Linked DNA regions of Homo sapiens: region 2 is linked to region 1. The links are chromatin loops, found by intact Hi-C in ENCODE. Cell type or tissue: mammary epithelial cell. All regions are shown on one strand. Links, peaks and the distances in the headings refer to the core of each region. The heading gives the core; the rest is flanking DNA.

Region 1 (9,469 bases), core at 3,427-5,926:
TTGAGACCAGCCTGGGTAACATAGTGGGACCTTGTTTCTACAAAAAAATGTAAAAATTAGCTGAGAGTGGTGGTGCACATCTGTAGTCCCAGCTACTCAGGAGGCTGAGGTGGGAGAATCACTTGAGCCCAGGAGGTCAAGACTACAGTGAGGTAATATTGTGCACTCACTGCACTCTAGCCTGGGCGATAAAGTGAAACCCTGTCTCAAACAAACAAATAAAACCCAACTATCTAGGCCAAGGTCTAGAGCATCATCAGTGCTCAGAAAAGAAGAAAGACTGACAATGTTCTATTTCTTTGCTAGTAGTGGTTTCTATTTAAAAAGACTAATAAAATTGACAAACCACTGGCAAAATTAGACAAGAAAAAAAGAAAGCACAAGTAACAGTATCATATAAAAAGGGGGAGCTACTCTTACCAATAATACAGATATTTAAAAGCTAACAAAGCATATTATAAGCAACTTTAATAAATTTGAATATATGGATGAAATAGAAATTATTTTAGAAAAATATAAAATTACAAATGACACAAGAAGAAAACTGTCCCACAAAATAACGCTAGGCCCTTACCTCAGACCATTTACAAAAGTTAACTCACAATGGATAAAAAATCTAAACATAAGAGCTAAAACTATGAAACTCTTAGAAGAAAATATAGGAATAAATGATTATCTTGGATTTAGCAAAGATTTATTTCTTTAAAAAGAATTTTTTTTTTTTAGAGACAAAGTTTCACTATGCTGTTTCACTATAATACACTGTTTCACTACAGTACAGTATTAAAACCTCAAACTCCTGGGCTCAAGGGATCCTCCCGCCTCAGCCTCCCAAGTAACTGGGACAACAGGCGCACACTACCATGCACAGCTGGGAATGGTTTCTTAGATATGACACCAAAAGCACAATCAAAAGAAAAAAATAAATTAGAATTCATCAAAATACAAAACTTTAGTGTATCAAAGAATACTAACAACAAAGTGGAAAGACAACCCATAAAATGGGAGAAAACTTTTGCAAATAATTTACCTGATGAGTTAGGTATGTAGAATATGTAAAGAACTCACACAACTCAAAAAACAGCTTTCCACAGTAGCTGAACTAATTTACATTCCCACCAAAAGTGTATAAGTTTCCCTTTTCTCTGCAGGCTTACCAGCATCTATTTATTTTTATTTTTTAATAATAGCCAGCCCGGCGCAGTGGCTCACAACTGTAATCCCAGCACTTCGAGAGGCTGAGGCGTGTGGATCACGAGGTCAAGAGATGGAGACATCCTGGCCAACATGGTGAAACCCCATCTCTACTAAAAATACAAAAATTAGGTGGGCATGGTGGCTGAGGCAGGAGAATCACTTGAACCCAGGAGGCAGAGGTTGCAGTGAGCTGAGGTTGTGCCACTGCACTCCAGCCTGGCAACAGAGCGAGATTCCATCTAAAATATAATAAAAATAAAATAATAATAATAATAGCCATTCTAACTGATATGAGATGGTATCTCATTATGGTTTTGATTTGCATTTCTCTGACAATTAGCGATGTGGAGCATTTTTTCATGTATTTGTTGCCCACTTGCAGGTCTTCTTTTGGGAAGTGTCTGTTCATGTCTTTTGCTCATTTTTTAAATGGGGTTATTGGTTTTTTGCTTGCTGATTTGTTTAGGTTCCTTATAGCTCTAGATATCAGACTTTTGTCAGATGCATAGTTTGCAAACATTTTCTCCTATTCTGTAGGCTGTTTACTCTGTTGATAGTTACTTTAATTGGTAGCTTTAATTGGAAGCTTGTTACTTTAATTAGGTACCACTGGTCAATTTGTTTCCGTTGCAATTGCTTTTGAGGACTCAGTTATGAATTATTTCCCAAGGCTGATGTCCAGAATAGGTTTCTTAGGTTTTCTTCTATGATTCTTATAGTTTGAGGTCTTACATTTAAATATTTAATTCATCTTGAGTTAACTTTTGTATTTGGTGAAAGGTAGGGGTCCAGTTTCAGTCTTCTGCATATGGCTAGCCAGTTATCCCAGCACCATTTATTGAATAGAGAGTCCTTTCCCCATTGTTTATTTTTGATGACTTTGTTAAAGATCAGGTGGTTGTAGATGTGTGGCTTTACTTCTGGGTTCTCTATTCTGTTCCATTGGTCTGTGCATCTGTTTTTGTCCCAGTACCATGTTGTTTTGATACTGTAGCCTTGTAGTATAGTTTGAAGTTGCTAATGTGATGCCTCCAGCTTTGTTCTTTTTGCTTAGGATTGCTTTGGCTATCTGTACTCTTTTTTGGTTCCATATGAATTTTAGAATAGTTTTTTCTACTTCTGTGGAAAATAATGTTGGTAGCTTGATAAGAATAGCATTCAATCTGTAGATTGCTTTTAGCCATTTTAACAATATTGATTCTTCTAATCCATGAGCATGGACTGTTTTTCCATTTGTTTGTACCACGTATGGTTTTTTTCAGCAGTATTTTGTAGTTCGTGGAGAGATCTTTCACCTCCATCATTACTTGTATTCCTAGGTTTTTGTTTGTTTGTTTTTTGCAGCTATTGTAAATGGGATTGCATTCTTGGTTTGGCTCTCAGCTTGAATGTTATTGGTGTATAGAAATGTTACTGATTTTTGTATATTGATTTTGTATCTGGAAATTTTGCTGAAGTTGTTTATCAGTTCTAGGAGACTTTTGGCAGTTTTTAGGGTTTTCTATGTATAGATTCCTATCATCAGCAAAGAAGAAGTCAAACTATCTTCTTCTTTTCCTATTTGGATGTCTTTTATTTCTTTCTTTCACCTGATTGCTGTGTCAAGGACTTTCATTACCATGTTGAATAGGAGTGGTGAGAGTGGGCATTCTTGTCTTGTTCCAATTCTCCAGGGGAATGCTTCCAATTTTTGCCCCTTCAGTATGATGTTAGCTGGTTTATCATAGATGGCTCTTATTTTGAGGTATGTTCCTTTGGTGACTATTTTTTAGAGGGCTTTTATCATGATGGGATGTTGAATTTTATAAAAAGCTTTTTCTGTGTCTATTGAGATGATCATATGGTTTTTGTTTTTAATTCTGTTTATGTGGTGAATCACATTTATTGATTTGTGTATGTTGAACCAACCTTGCATCCCAGGAATGAAACCAACTTGATCATGATGAATTAACTTTTTAATGTGCTTCGGATTCAGTTTGCTAGTATTTTGTTGAGGATTTTTGCACATACATTCATCAGAGATATTGGCCTGTAGCTTTCTTTTATCATTATGTCTTTGCCAGATTTTGGTATCAGGGTGATGCTGGCTTTATAGAATGAGTTGGAGAGGAGTCCTTCCTCCTCAAATTTTTTGAATAGTTTCAGTAGAATTGGTACCAGTTCTTCACCACATTAAGAGATTCAAGCAGAAAAAAAGTTACAGTATTTCTACATAGATGCAAAATTTCTAAAGCATTTGATAAAACTTAATATCCATTCAAGATTTTTAAACACTTAAGAAAAAAGAAATAGAATGAAAGTTCTTAATCTAATAAAAAGTATCTGTAGAAAACCAAAGAAAAGTAATGTTTTATGTCAAAAGCTTTTCCTGTAAAGTCAGGAACAATTAAAGGGTGCCTAATATCACCATTTCTATTCTGTGTTGTACTAGAGCTTCTAACTAGTACATGAAGGATAAGAAAAACAAATTAATGGTATAATTATCTACAAATGATAAATTGTATATGTAGGAAAAAGAGATTTATTTGAATTATAAGAGCATTTAGCAAAATCCCTAGATGAATAATCAATATGACAAAAGTAGTTACATTTCCAAACACCAGCCATAATTGTTAGCAAATGATTTTTTAAAGATGCCTTTTTAGCCTAAAAAAATCAAGTATCTACAAATAAGTGTACCAAAAGATATATAAGACTTTTATGTCTATTGAAAGACACTAAGGAAAACTGAAGTAAATCGTGATTGGAAGGCTCAATAGTATAAAAATATCAGTTCACTCTAAAATGATTTAATGATTCAGTTCAATCCCAATAAATATTCCCAGGAGGGTTTTTTTTTTTTTGACAGAATTTGACAGACTGATTTTAAACTTTATGGAAAATTTAAAGGCCAAGACTATCCAAAACATTCTTTTAAAAAATGAGGTGGGAGTTCTTGATGTACTAAATATTAACAATGATTATAAAGTAAAATGATAAAGACAATATGATATTGTCACAGAAATTGACAAATAAATCAATGGAGCATAACCAAGATAGGCAATGACTCACATATAAATGGACACTTCATATATAACAGTAACGGCACTGCAGAGTCCTAAAGAAAAAAAAATAATCTTTTCAGTAAATGGTGCTTTGAAAACAGAACATTCACATGGGAAAAAAATGAAATGTACTCTTTCATCAAAGTAAGCTTCCATGAGTTCAGGGTTCTTTCAGTTTTGTTCACAGCTGTAACCCCAATGCCTAGAAATGTAACTGCAATATAGAAGGTATACATACTCACTCAGTATTTGTGAAGTGAATGAATGAATGAATGAATGAACGAACGAACGAATAAATGACGACTTTGGAAACAGTTCTCAAGTTTTTAATTCATCTGTCTTCTTTTAAACATCTAACTAGGAAAAAAGTACATGAGAGTTACCAGTAGATGGCGCAACATAACAAAGAAAGTAATCAACACATTCTTTCCTTCTGAAAGGAATTGCTTCAAGAAAAGCCTGCTGATGTCACCTGTGCTGTAATAACTCATATTTCACTGACTTATACCCCACTGCACAGATGTTATTCTGTTCTGCTAAGTATTTTAGTTTTTCTTGTACCAGTACAGGTTACCAGTTCCTCCTTCTCCCTTTCCCCACCCTCTCCATCCCTTGGAACTCCCCCAACCTGTATTTAACTGAATCTCCCAATGTACTAAAGCCCTCAGGTTTCCAGAGCTGTGGGGTAGTCCACGGTGAGAAAGAATCTGTCCTCTCTGAGTTACACTCTGTTAAACGGGGTCACAGATTAGTGAAACAGTTCTTTCGTATTTTACTTCCAGCCTCCTTTCTCCGTGGGACCCCAGATTGGATCCATTGGGAGGTAGATTTGAATAGCAACTACCATGCATTATCAAGGATCACCATTTCTTTGCACCACTAAAGGCTCTCTTGCCAGGTCATGGTTATCCCAGAAGGTGTTTCAGTGCTTATGCCGATAAGCTCCTGTCACTAATCTGTCCGCCCATTCATATTAGGCTAGCATGACCAATTTGTCCTGGTTTGCTGGGGACTTTCACAGTTTTAGCATTGGAAGTCTCACATCCCAGGAAATCGAAATCCCTTAATCTTGGATAAACCAGAACAGCTGGTCACTCTACACTAGGCCCAGATCTCTCTGAACCCCACTCAAGCTCAAACCAGATTGTTTCATACAAGTATATAATTTTTAACCACATACATAAATTCCTGTTCTCTCTTCCCACTCCACATAGTCAGCCACCAAGTCTGTCAATTCCACTTCCTATGTATCATTTAAATTCATTTTCTCCTCTAATTCACACTACCTTACTTAGCTCATGTCTCATCATTTTATTCAGAATTACTAGGTAATCTTAAATAATAGCTCTACCCCTAGTATTGCTCATCTCAAATTCTCCCTCATGGAATATCTTTCATATCAATGTGATGTGATCACATCACAGTCCTGTAAAAAAAAAATCACTACTTTTCCCTCAGCATAGGATTTTGTCCACTTTCTTCATATGGTACATAAAGCTCCTTCCAGTATAGCCCTACCTAACATTTCCCGTTTTATCTCCCACCACTCCACTCTTCATACTCTTCACCCCTAGTGCTACTTACTACTCAACTGAACTAATTACTGCTTCCAGAACCCACAATGCCCATAGGCCTTTGCTTCCACTGATCTTATTTTCTAGAATGCCCTCTTGCTTTGCTATCTGGTAATTTACCTTTACTCATCAGAACCACCTAAATTGGGAAGGGAAGTTTGCCCAGACCAAGAGATGCTATGTAGACCAGAAAGAAATATTCAGACAGCCTACAGGAGGACACACATACATGTTTCTTACCATAATACAAGTCCAAAAAAGTTCCTACTTAACAAAATGTACTATTTTGTATACAACCACATATGAAGGGAAAACAACCAAAGTCACATCTGGCCGCTATATCAATAGGTAATGTTATGCAGTCTTTGTTTTCCAAGTTCAGGATTATTGTGCCAGTCCTCGGCCTCTTTAGATTTTGTAGGCAACACAAACCACAAGTGGATGCTCTGCTCTGATCCGGTTACACCAAGTAACTTGTAAGGCTGCTACTTCTGAATGGTGCCTGAAGCAAGAGAAGGCTCTACAGTGGGTCGAGGCAGTGTCATTCCAGTCTGTCTATCCAGTGGTGCTCCAAGTGTCTGTGGTAAGAGTGCTGCATGGCTCCTCACGCAAGCCTCAACAGGAAAATGACACAACACATAGCTAGCTAACAGAACCATACACTCCTCTGCCCCCTTAAAGAAGCAGCTCATAGCTCACTATTACGCCCTGGTAAAAACTGTTTAACCATGGAATTCCTATTACATGACCTAACAATTACATGACATAACTTGCCCATTATGAACAAGACCTAGCTATAATAATGTGCAGCAGCAATCCATTATCAAATAGACATAGTATGTACAAGATCAGACTCAAGCAAGCTCAGAGCACAAGCAAGTTACACGAGCAGGTGGCCCAGACCCCCACAGCACTTACTTCTGATGCCTTTTGGCCTCTCCCTCAACCAGCACTTGTGGTTTCATGGGGAGCTCCTTATGGCCTGTTGAAAGAGGGGGAAAATACACTTGGGCCTTATCCCTGTCAAAATACCAATGACATTCTTCATAAAAACAAAAAAATCCTAAAATTTATACAGGACCACGAAAGATCTTGAATAGCCAAGGCAAACCCAAGCCAGAAAACAAAGCTGGAGGCATCATACTACCTGACTTCAAAATATACCACAAAGCCATAGTAATCAAAACAGCATGGCACTGACATAAAAACAGACACATAGACCAATGAGACAGAATAGAGAACCCAGAAATTAATCTATGTATCTACAGCCAACTGATTTTTGGCAAAGGGACCAAGAACATACATTGGGGAAAGGACAATCTCTTCAATAAACAGTGCTGGGCCAGGCACGATGGCTCATGCCTGTAATCACAACACTTTGGGAGGATGAGCAGGGAAGATTGCTTGAGCCCAGAAGTTCAAGACCAGCCTGGGCAACAAAGGGAGACCCCTCTCTACAAACACACAAAATATATTTTTTTAAAACAGCCAGGTGCAGTGGCATGCACCAATAGTCCCAGTGACTTGGGAGGCTGAGGTGGGAGGATCACTTGAGCCTGGGAAGTTGAGGCTGCAGTAAGCCATGATTGCACCATTGCATTCCAGTCTGGGTGATAAAGCAAGACCCTGTCTCAAATAAATAAATAAATAAATAAATAAATAAATAAATAAATAGTGCTGGGAAAACTGAATATCTATACGCAGAAGAATGAAACTAGACCCCTATCTCTCACCATACACAAAAATCAACTAAAAAGGGATCAAAGACCTAAATATAAAACCCAAAACTATAAAAGTACTAGAAGAAAGATTTTAGGGGAAATGCTTCAGGACATTGCTCTGGGAAAAGACTTTATGAATAAGACCTCAAAAGCACAGGCAACAAATGCAAAAATAAATGGGATTATATCAAACTAAAAAGCTTCTGCACAGCAAAGAAAACAATCAACACAGTGAAAAGACAACTTACAGAATGGGAGAAAATATCTGCAAACTACTCATCTGACCAGGGATTGATATCCAGAATACACAAGAACGCAAATATCTCAACAGCAAACAAACAATATGATTAAAAATGGGCAAGTGATCTGAACAGACATTTTTCAAATGCAAATGACCAAAAGGTATATGAAAAAATGCTCAATATCACTAATTATCAGGGAAATGTAAATCACAACCACAATGATATAACATCTCATCCAAGTCAGGCTGGCTATTATCAAAAATACAAAAAAAAAAAAAAAAGTGCTGGCAAGGATGCAGAGAGAAGGGAACTCTCATACACTTGGTGGGAATATAAACTAGTACAGCCAGTAGGGAGAACAGTATGGAGGTTCCTCAAAAAACTACAAATAGAGCCACAGTATGATACTGAAATTCCTCTACTGGGTATTTATCCAAAGGAAAGGAAATCAACATATTGAAAAGAAACCTGCATGCCCATGTTTACTGCAGCACTATTCACGAGAGCCAAGATAAGGAATCAACCTATGTGTGCAACAACAGATGGATGAATAAGAAAAATGTGGTAAACATATATATATTTATATACACACACAATGATATATATATATACATATATATATACACATATATATATACATATATACATATATATATACACATATATATACATATATGTGTATATATATATATATATATGCACACACACACAATGGAGTACTATTCAGCCATAATAAAGAATAAAATCCTGTAATTCGGGGCAACATGGATGGAAATGGAGGACATTACGTTAAGCAAAATAAGCCAGGAACAGAATGTCAAACACTGCATGTTCTCACTCACATGTGGAAGCTAAAAAAAGTTGATCTCATAGAAGTAAAAAGTAGAACAAAGGATACTAAAGGCTGAGAAGAGTAGGGGGAAGAGGGAGATAGAGCTTTGTTAAAGGAAACAAATAGATAGGAGAAATAAGTTATAGTGTTCTATGCCACCATAGGATGACTATAATTAACAATATCTTATAGTTTCAAATAGCTAGAAAAAGAATATTGAATGTTCCCAACACAAAGAAATGATAAATGTTTGAGGTGATGGATATGCTAATTACCCTGATCTGATCACTATACATTGTATGTATCACAACATAACTATGTACCTCATAAATACGTACAATTATTATGTGTCAATTTAAAATCTTTTAAATAAAAAATTTAAAAAATTTTTTAAACCAACTTGGGCCTGGTTCACAGAAGTGTGTCCACATTACACTAGTACCAGTATACTCCCTCAGAGATGCCACTGAAGGGGAATGGTGAAGGAAAACCCTCCAAGAGGGCAGAAGTTTTGGCAGTATACCTTGAAGTCCCCTCAGCCAGGAAAGAGGGGTGGCCTGTGGTACAGATGTACACTCATCTGTGGACAGTGAATAATGCTTTGGTCACCTGGTCAGGAAATTGAAAAGAACAAGCCTGGAAGATTGATAACAAGGAAGACTGAAGAAGAGACACATGCACAGATCTTTCAGAATGGGCACTAAATGTGAAGGAATTTGTGTGAGTGCTTACCAAGGTACATCCATTGTAGAGGAGGCCTCAATAATAGGGGTGAACAAAGTGACTTGTTCTGGGATTATCAGTCAGCACCTTTCCTCATCTTCTGTTTTAATGGGCTTGTGTACAAAATGGCCATAGT
Region 2 (9,469 bases), core at 2,543-5,042, 290 kb after region 1:
TGGTCTCTGCAGGCAAATAATAATAAATAGGCTGTGCATTTCAAAGTACTTTTGTGACTTTTATAAGCCCCAGGCTTAGCATATTGTAAGCACTCAATAAATATCTGTTGAAGAAATGCATGAATAAAAGCAAAATAGATGTCAAATGAACTGGAAAGTAGGCTAGTCACAGTATTAGCTTTGGATAATCAAGAGTTGACTGAAGGTAACATATTTACCAATCAGAAAAATAATTCTTTCCCCCACATTCAAATTTGCTCTCCTATATAAACATCCATTAAAAAAAAATAATACATACGCACACAACCACATTTCCCAAGAAGACAAGCCAGTTTCAAAACTTAAAATGTAAGCAAGCATATTAATGCAAGTTATCATGCAAACCCTGAAAAACACAGTTCAGGCCTGGAAGAACTACCTTTAAGGAAGAATAAAGAATCAGCAGAAAAGGGCCTGCAAGAAACCAAGACAAGGGCTAAAAGAAGAAGCAAACAGATACCGTCACTTGGAGAGTTAAACTGTAATAATACAAGTTGCTCTTTACTGACAACTTACCATAGGAAGACATGGCTTTTAGTATTGGCATTATTCTTACATGGATGTATTTTATTGTCATTCTGAGTTATAGATTTACTACCTTCCATTACTTAGCTTGATTCATTTCAAATTATTTTCATTATTAGCTCATTAAATCCTCACAATTCTGTGAGGCTAGCAGGACAGGTAAATAATCCTCATTTTAAATATAACTAAACTGAAGCACAGGAATTAAATAATTTGCAAAAGGACAAAGAGTAAATTTGGTTAATATTTGTTGGTGGCAGGACAGGACTACTACGGTTTAAATGGCCACCAGAAGACTTACTTCAGTGCTACTTTTCTTTTATACATTAATTGGCCTAATGCACAAGCAACTACTTTTTTAAAATGGAAAACTTCACATAATCACAGATGATATTATCATTAGATATTCTGCAAAAGATAATAAAAATGTTTTTCAAATATAAGCTCTTAGAATAAGACCCAGAATTATTTTAGGCATCTAATAGTCCTTGGGACTAACAGATAATAGGCAAAACCAATATGAACTGGCAATTTAAAGAGGAAATACAAAATAGCCAATAAATATATATGCAATACTCAACTGTCCAACAACTATAAAAATTCAAAATTAAAACAAGATTCCATTTTTTTCTACCATATGTACAAATTCAAAATAATAGTACCTAGTTGGAAATTGGGTATTTTCTTCCCTTCTGAAATATAAATTGGTTAGAAGCTTTTTGAAGTGTACATTAACACTTATCAAAATTTTAAATGCAAATTACACGGTAATTCCACTTCTAGTGGTTTATGCTAAAGAAATACTAGTATGAATGCATAAGGTATATATAGACACACACACACACACAGATTTTCTCTGTAGTACTGTCTCTAATAGCAAAAATTGTGAAAGCAACCTAAATATCCATCAATAGGAATAGGCTAACTAAATTATGAAGAATACATTTAATGGAACACAACATAGACTTTAAAAAGAGTAAGAAGGCTTTATACATGCATGTACACATATTTTTTAACTTGGAGAGTTGTCCACGTATGCTGTTTTGTGAAAGTTAAGATGCTGAATAATAATATACAGTCTACTCTCCATATCTGAGTTCTGCATCTGTGGATTCAACCAACCACGGATTAAAAATATTTTTTTAAAAGGATGGTTGCATCTGTATTGAACATGTACAGATATTTTTTCTTAATTATTATTTCCTAAACAATATAATATTTATTAGCATTGACAATGTCTTAGGTATTATAAGTAATCTAGCAATGATTTTAAAGTATACTAGAGGATGTACGAAAGTCACTTGCAAATACTACACCATTTTACATAAAGGACTTGAGCATCCATGGATTTTGGTATCCATGGGGGTGTCCTGGAACCAATCCCCCACAGATACAGAGGAATAACTGTATACAGTAACATTCCTTTTTTCATTACAAAAATATTCAAAGGTATAACATGCTTAATTATATATACATTATGTAATTACATGTATACTGTATAAGAAGCATGGAAAACAAAGTATTAATATCTGGGGAATGGGGTAGGGAAGAGTGGACTTTCATTTCTGCTAAATACAGTTGTGTTGTCTAAATTTGTTACAATGAACATACATTAATTTTGTATATAAATGTGTTTTTATTTTATTTTTATTTTTGTAGAGACAGGGTCTCATTATGTTGCCCAGGCTGATGTTGAATTTCTGACCTCAAGTGATCCTTGCACCTCAGCATCCCAAAGTGTTGGGATTAAAGGCATGAGCGATGGCGCCTGGCATAAACATGTTTTTAAATGGTTAATGATAAAAATAACATAATGACATAGAGAAGAGCACAGTCTGACTTCTAACAAAAATAGGTATAGAAAAAAAAAGCAAAAACTTCTGACAGTTTACAAAACATTTATTGACAGCACAAACATATCAATAACATTATAAATAAGCAAAAGAGAAAACTAGGCAACTACAGTTCATAGTTTTGGGATAGTGGAAAGTCTTAAGGTCTGACATTTTGCCAAGGTTTTCAATGGGCTGAGTAACGTGCACCAGGGAATCAGCATAAAGATATTATATTTTATCTTAGTAATAAAAGATGGATTCCATGTCCAAAAAGACCTATAACTCACAAAATTTTGGATAATTTTGCCAGATCGCCTTCTAAATGTTTTTGCCAATGAACAGCCTCACCTACAATGTTGTTTTTAAAAAATACAAATATCTAGGAGTACATAATGCAGCTCAAGACAGCATTAGTCTTTTGGGAAGCCATATCATCTAGCACACAGTCAACTACAATTCATAAGCCTTTCCACATATTTCTGTTAAACCACATCTTCCCCATTATATGGTCAGGAAGTTGTATTTTTAGACCCAAGGGCAAAGAATTATCTGTCTTATGAGAATACAGCCAAAGCAATGTAAAATATGAACTTACCAATTCATTTTTTGTGTTTAAGTCACTCTTGAGTTCCTCACAGCTCTGTTTCTGTAACATGGCCTCCTCTTTTAATGATTTATTCAATTTATCTTGATTTTTAATTTCCTCAAGGAACCTTGTTTGTTTGCTCTTAAGCTCTTCAGTTTCTATCATCTTTTTTTCTAGGTCTCTTTCCAGTCTTTCTACCTCTTCTGCCAATGAAAATTTAATAGTTTATTTATCATTATATTTCCTATTTTTAAAAAGGTAAGAATATTTCTCAAACAATAGTGAAAAAAGTCTAAAAATATTGTAAATACAATTCTACTTTTAAAATTAGCCACCATGGTTTTGGAAAAAAAGACTATCCTGATCTTGAAATTGAGGCAAGAAGGCATCATTTCAATGATATTTTTAAAAGATAATACTTTACTTCCAAGTATTTAATCCAATTAGTGTGCTGATAAATGAGTTCTTTTCTAGGTGACCTTTGAAAAACATGCAATATTTTATCAGACATTAGTAATTACATTTAAAAGGATGCTGCAAACATGTTTGCAAAATTCTGTATTATCTTAAAATCCTTCAACAGCTTCCTGTTACTCTTAGGATAAGATCCAAAAGGCTTGCGAAAAGCTGATAAAGTTCTTCATAATTTGGACTCAACCTCCCTCTTCTGCCTCATCTTCAAGCATACTCTACTGCAGCTTTCTTAAAGTTATCCCATTTCTTCAGATTTGTGATGCCTCTTCTCACCTATAGGCTTTTATTCACACACTTTCCCTAGAACTGTCTTCCTCTACCTCCTACTGGGCTATTTTGCATCCTACAGGTCTTAAGTTTTAAAAAAAAATTTTGAGAAGCCTGCCCAGGCCCTATCCTGTCACCAGGTTAGATGATTCTGAGGTATACTCCCATGCTACCCTGAAATTCTGCTTGGCCCTTGTCACACAGGGAGTAGTAAAATGTGATCAAATAGCTTAGCTGTCTGCCTTTCCCCACTAAAGCGTCACAAAAGCAGAAACTACATCTACCTGGCTCACCTAGACTAGATCTAATAGCCTAGCACATTAAAGTCTCCTAATTAATATCTGAAGGCATGAAGGAACCATAAGTAGTCTAACCATTTCACCCAAAAGTTATCTAGATGACTTTCCTTTGCATTATTAATATTTTTAATGATTCCAAAACATAAACTTCAGAATAATAAATATTGAGTTAGGGAGATTCCAAACTAATAAAAACTTGCCATGTTTCTCAAGTTGGATCAAACCATATGAAATTGCCATTTTTGGAGGTCAAAACAGACTAAAACTAATTTCAAATGAACAGACAGGCTCATTTCCCAACACTCTAAATTGGCTATTTGATACCTTCCTCTTTCTTCTCAAACTTCCCATACACTTTCTTCTATTTTCTCTCTCACCTGATTATCTCACCTTTAATTAAGAAAATGACCCCATCAATAAGAACTCCCTATTTTCCCACCACCACAGCAACAAAACTACCCACACCTGCACATATCTTTGCTCCTTTCTGAAGGAGAAAGTGTCACTCCTACCAAGGGATTTTTCCTTTTTTTCTCTAATCTCATTCTCATGTCTTCTCCAGAACCAAAAGAATTGAGCCATGTCTTGTTTCTCCACTTTGCTTTTAGGTTTTTTTTTTTTTTTTTTGGACGGAGTCTCGCTCTGTCGCCCAGGCTGAAGTGGAGTGGGATGACCTCGGCTCACTGCAGCCTCCGTCTACCAGGTTCAAGTGATTCTCTTCTCTCAGCTTCCCAAATAGCTGAGATTACAGGCGCCCAAAACCACACCCAGCTAATTTTTGTATTTTTAGTAGAGATGGGGTTTTGCCATGTTAGCCAGGCTGGTCTCAAACTCCTGACCTCAAGTGATCCATCTGCCTCGGCCTCCCAAAGTGCTGGGATTACAGGTGTGAACAGCTACACCCGGCCTCCACTCCACTTTTGAATATTCTGTTCATTTGTTTTTTTGTTTTCTGGCTTTGAAGTTTACTGCATTTGTTGTTTCTGCCCATTTCCTGGTCTGGAAGCCACTGGTGAATTTTTCAGTTTTAATTTTTGATCTTTTTAAAAAAATGATTTATTAAGTACTACAAGAGACATTATGGGAAAAAATTTCAAATCTCCAGCCAAATGTCTCTCTCCTATTCACTCTTCAAGCCATTATAATCTAGCATCTGTCCCCACTATTCCTTAACTACTCCTGTCAAGATCATTATCACCTGTTGCCAATCTAAAGCACTTCTCTGCTTCTCACTTCATATCTCAGCAACATTCAACAGAGTTGACCACTTCCTCTCTTGAAAACTTCTCTGGGCTATTTCCCACTATTTCCTGGTTTTCTCCTACCTTGCTGGCCTCTCTTTCTCAGCTTCCTTAGCGGACTGCTTTTCTTTCGTCTCCCAACCACTGCCTGAGTGAGCTGATTCCCATGCAATTTAATGTCATTTTTATGCTGATGTGACTGAGCATAAAATTTGTATGACTAGTCCAGATCTCTTTAAATTCCAGACTCACATTTCTGACTCTATGCCACCTCCACTTAGTTGTCTCACAGACATTTCAAACTGAATATGTCCTAAATAAAACTCTGAATTCTTCATTTTTATAAATGATATCACCATCTAGCCACTTACTTACTTGAGCCAAAAGCCTGGGAATTATCCAATCCATTAGAAAATGCTGCTGCTTCTACCTTCAAAACTGATCCATCTATCTTTCATTTCCACATCCAGCATGTTAACTACAGGCCATAAACGTTTCCAACCTGGATCACTCCTATCCAAGTGTTAACCAGGGCTGACTCTGCTTAGCTTTCAAGATCTTGTGAATGTATTCAGATGGTATGGCATAGACTCCAGCCTAGATTGCTACGCTAGCCTCCTAACAGGTCCCTTCATCTCCATTTTCCCTGCTCCAAATCATTCTCTGTATCAAAAATGATGTCCTATTGCTGCTTTTTAAAAAACTGTCAATGGCAGCCGGGCATGGTGGCTCACGCCTGTAATGCCAGCACTTTGGGAGGCCGAGGCAGGCGGATCACCTGCGGTTGGGAGTTCAAGACCAGCCTGACCCCGTAAGAGAAATCAGACAAACCCCGTCTCTACTAAAAATACAAAATTAGCCTGGTGTGGTGGTGCATGCCTGTAATCCCAGTTACTTGGAAGGCTGAGACAGGAGAACCACTTGAACCTGGGAGGCGGAGATTGCAGTGAGCTGAGATCGCACCATTGCACTCCAGCCTGGCCAACAAGAGCGAAACTCTGTCTCAAAAAAAAAAAAAAAAAAAAAAAATTGCCAGTGGCTTTCCAATGCACCTGAAATAAAATCAAAATTCCAAGGCCCTGTGCCATCTCACACCTACTTATGTCTACACACTTTTTATTGAGCTGTCCTCCAGTCTATCTGATTTTCTTTTTTTCTTTTCTTTTTGGATAGTTTTATTTATTTTTACTTTTCTTTTTTTTAATTATACTTTAAGTTCTAGGGTACATGTGCACAACGTGCAGGTTACATATGTATACACGTGCCATGTTGGTGTGCTGCACCCATTAACTCGTCATTTACATTAGGTATTTCTCCTAATGCTATCCCTCCCCTCTAGCCCCACCCCATGACAGGCCCCAGTGTGTGGTGTTACCCACCCTGTGTCCAAGTGTTCTCATTGTTCAGTTCCCACCTATGAGTGAGAACATGCGGTGTTTGGTTTTCTGTCCTTGTGACAGTTTGCAAAGAATGATGGTTTCCAGCTTCAACCATGTCCCTACAAAGGACATGAACTCATCCTTTTTTATGGCTGCATAGTATTCCATGGTGTATATGTGCCACATTTTCTTAATCCAGTCTATCATTGATGGACATTCAGGTTGGTTCCAAGTCTTCGCTATTGTGAATAGTGCCGCAATAAACATATGTGTGCGTGTGTCTTTATAGTGGCATGATTTACAATCCTTTGGGTATATACCCAGTAATGGGATGGCTGGGTCAAATGGTATTTCTAGTTCTAGATCCTTGAGGAATCACACACAGTCTTCCACAAAGGTTGAACTAGTTTACACTCCCACCAACAGTGTAAAAGTGTTCCTATTTCTCCACATCCTCTCCAGCACCTGTTGTTTCCTGGCTTTTTAATGATTGCCATTCTAACTGGTGTGAGATGGTATCTCATTGTGGTTTTGATTTGCATTTCTCTGATGGCCAGTGATGATGAGCATTTTTTCATAAATGTCTTCTTTTGAGATGTGTCTGTTCATATCCTTCGCCCACTTTTTGATGGGGCTGCTTTTTTTCTTGTAAATTTAAGTTCTTTGTAGATTCTGGATATTAGCCCTTTGTCAGATGGGTGCATTGCAAAAATTTTCTCCCATTCTGTAGGTTGCCTGTTCACTCTGATGGTAGTTTCTTTTGCTGTGCAGAAGCTCTTTAGTTTAATTAGATCCCATCTGTCAATTTTGGCTTTTGTTGCCATTGCTTTTGGTGTTTTAGACATGAAGTCCTTGCCCATGCCTATGTCCTGAATAGTATTGCCTAGGTTTTCTTCTAGGGTTTTTATGGTTTTAGGTCTGACATTTAAGTCTTTAATCCATCTTGAATTAATTTTTGTATAAGGTGTAAGGAAGAGATCCAGTTTCAGCTTTCTACATATGGCTAGCCAGTTTTCCCATCACCATTTATTAAATAGGGAATCCCTTCCCCATTGCTTGTTTTTGTCAGGTTTGTCAAAGATCAGATGGTTATAGATGTGTGGTGTTATTTCTGAGGGCTCTGTTCTGTTCCATTGGTCTATATCTCTGTTTTGGTACCAGTACCATGCTGTTTTGTTTACTGTAGCCTTGTAGTATAGTTTGAAGTCAGGTAGTGTGATGCCTCCAGCTTTGTTCTTTTTGCTTAGGATTGTCTTGGCAATGCAGGCTCTTTTTTGGTTCCATATGAACTTTAAAGTAGTTTTTTCGAATTCTGTGAAGAAAGTCATTGGTAGCTTGATGGGGATGGCATTGAATCTATAAATTACCTTGGGCAGTATGGCCATTTTCATGATATTGATTCTTCCTATCCACGAGCATGGAATGTTCCTCCATTTGTTTGTGTCCTCTTTTATTTCGTTGAGCAGTGGTTTGTAATTCTCCTTGAAGAGGTCCTTCACATCCCTTTTAAGCTGGATTCCTAGGTATTTTATTCTCTTTGAAGCAATTGTGAATGGGAGTTCACTCATGATTCTGCTCTCTGTCTGTCTATCATTGGTGTATAGGAATGCTTGTGATTTTTGCACATTGATTTTGTATCCTGAGAGTTTGCTGAAGTTGCGTATCAGCTTAAGGAGATTTTGGGCTGAGACAATGGGGTTTTCTAAATATACAATCACGTCATCTGCAAACAGGGACAATTTGACTTCCTCTTTTCCTAAGTGAACATCCTTTATTTCTTTCTCCTGCCTGATTGCCCTGGCCAGAATTTCCAACACTATGTTGAATAGGAGTGGTGAGAGAGGGCATCCCTGTCTTGTGCCAGTTTTCAAAGGGAATGCTTCCAGTTTTTGCCCATTCAGTATGATATTGGCTGTGGGTTTCTCATAAATAGCTCTTATTATTTTGAGATACATCCCATCAATACCTAATTTATTGAGTTTTTAGCATGAAGGGCTGTTGAAGTTTGTCAAAGGCCTTTTCTCCATCTATTGAGATAATAATATGGTTTTGTCTTTGGTTCTGTTTATACGATGGATTATGTTTATCAATTTGTGTATGTTGAACCAGCCTTGCATGCCAGGGATGAAGCCCACTTGATCATGGTGGATAAGCTTTTTGATGTGCTGCTGGATTCGGTTTGCCAGTATTTTATTGAGAATTTTCACATCGATGTTCATCAGGGATATTGGTCTAAAATTCTCTTTTTTTGTTGTGTCTCTGCCAGGCTTTGGTGTCAGGATGATGCTGGCCTCATAAAATGAGTTAGGGTGGATTCCCTCTTTTTCTATTCATTGAAGAGTTTCAGAAGGAATGGTACCAGCTCCTCTTTGTACCTCTGGTAGAATTCAGCTGTGACTCCGTCTGATCCTGGACTTTTTTGGGTTGGCAGGCTCTTAATTATTGCATCAATTTCAGAGCCTGTTATTGGTCTATTCAGAGATTCAACTTCTTCCTGGTTTAGTCTTGGGAGGGTGTATGTGTCCAGGAATTTATCCAATTCTTCTAGATTTTCTAGCTTATTTGCGTAGAGGTGTTTACAGTATTGTCTGATGATAGTTTGTATCTCTGTGGGATTGGTGGTGATATCTCCTTTATCATTTTTTATTGTGTCTATTTGATTCTTCTCTCTTTTCTTCTTTGTTAGTCTTGCTAGGGGTCTACCTATTTTGTTGATCTTTCAAAAAACCAGCTCCTGGATTCACTGATTTTTTTGAAGGGTTTTTTGTGGCTCTATCTCCTTCAGTTTGGCTCTGATTTTAGTTGTATCTTGCCTTCTGCTAGC

What was found. Hi-C counts contacts between places; a loop is a spot of excess contacts. Peaks named below come from ENCODE experiments on the same cell type or tissue, not always from the same donor. Only the 100,000 strongest peaks of a DNase experiment are listed, where the experiment ranks them.
Region 2: a loop joins it to region 1, with 7 times the contacts of the local background. A loop is called at or near these places in 3 of 110 quality-filtered maps.

Annotation. Positions count from the first base shown.
Region 1 is chr9:121,395,491-121,404,959 of GRCh38, reverse strand. All of the region lies in intron 3 of LOC102723324 (a long non-coding RNA gene), which reads right to left. Among named protein-coding and RNA genes, the nearest start is that of STOM, 30 kb to the right of the region's middle. In mammary epithelial cell, for the core only: a CTCF peak has its summit at 4,624 (motif pointing right); a DNase peak (open chromatin) is centred at 4,649; H3K27ac peaks cover 1,157 bases.
Region 2 is chr9:121,101,521-121,110,989 of GRCh38, reverse strand. CNTRL (centriolin) reads right to left here. Exons shown (of 44, transcript NM_007018.6): 8 at 2,995-3,188. Among named protein-coding and RNA genes, the nearest start is that of CNTRL, 31 kb to the right of the region's middle. In mammary epithelial cell, for the core only: a CTCF peak has its summit at 3,775; no DNase peak of the experiment used is centred there.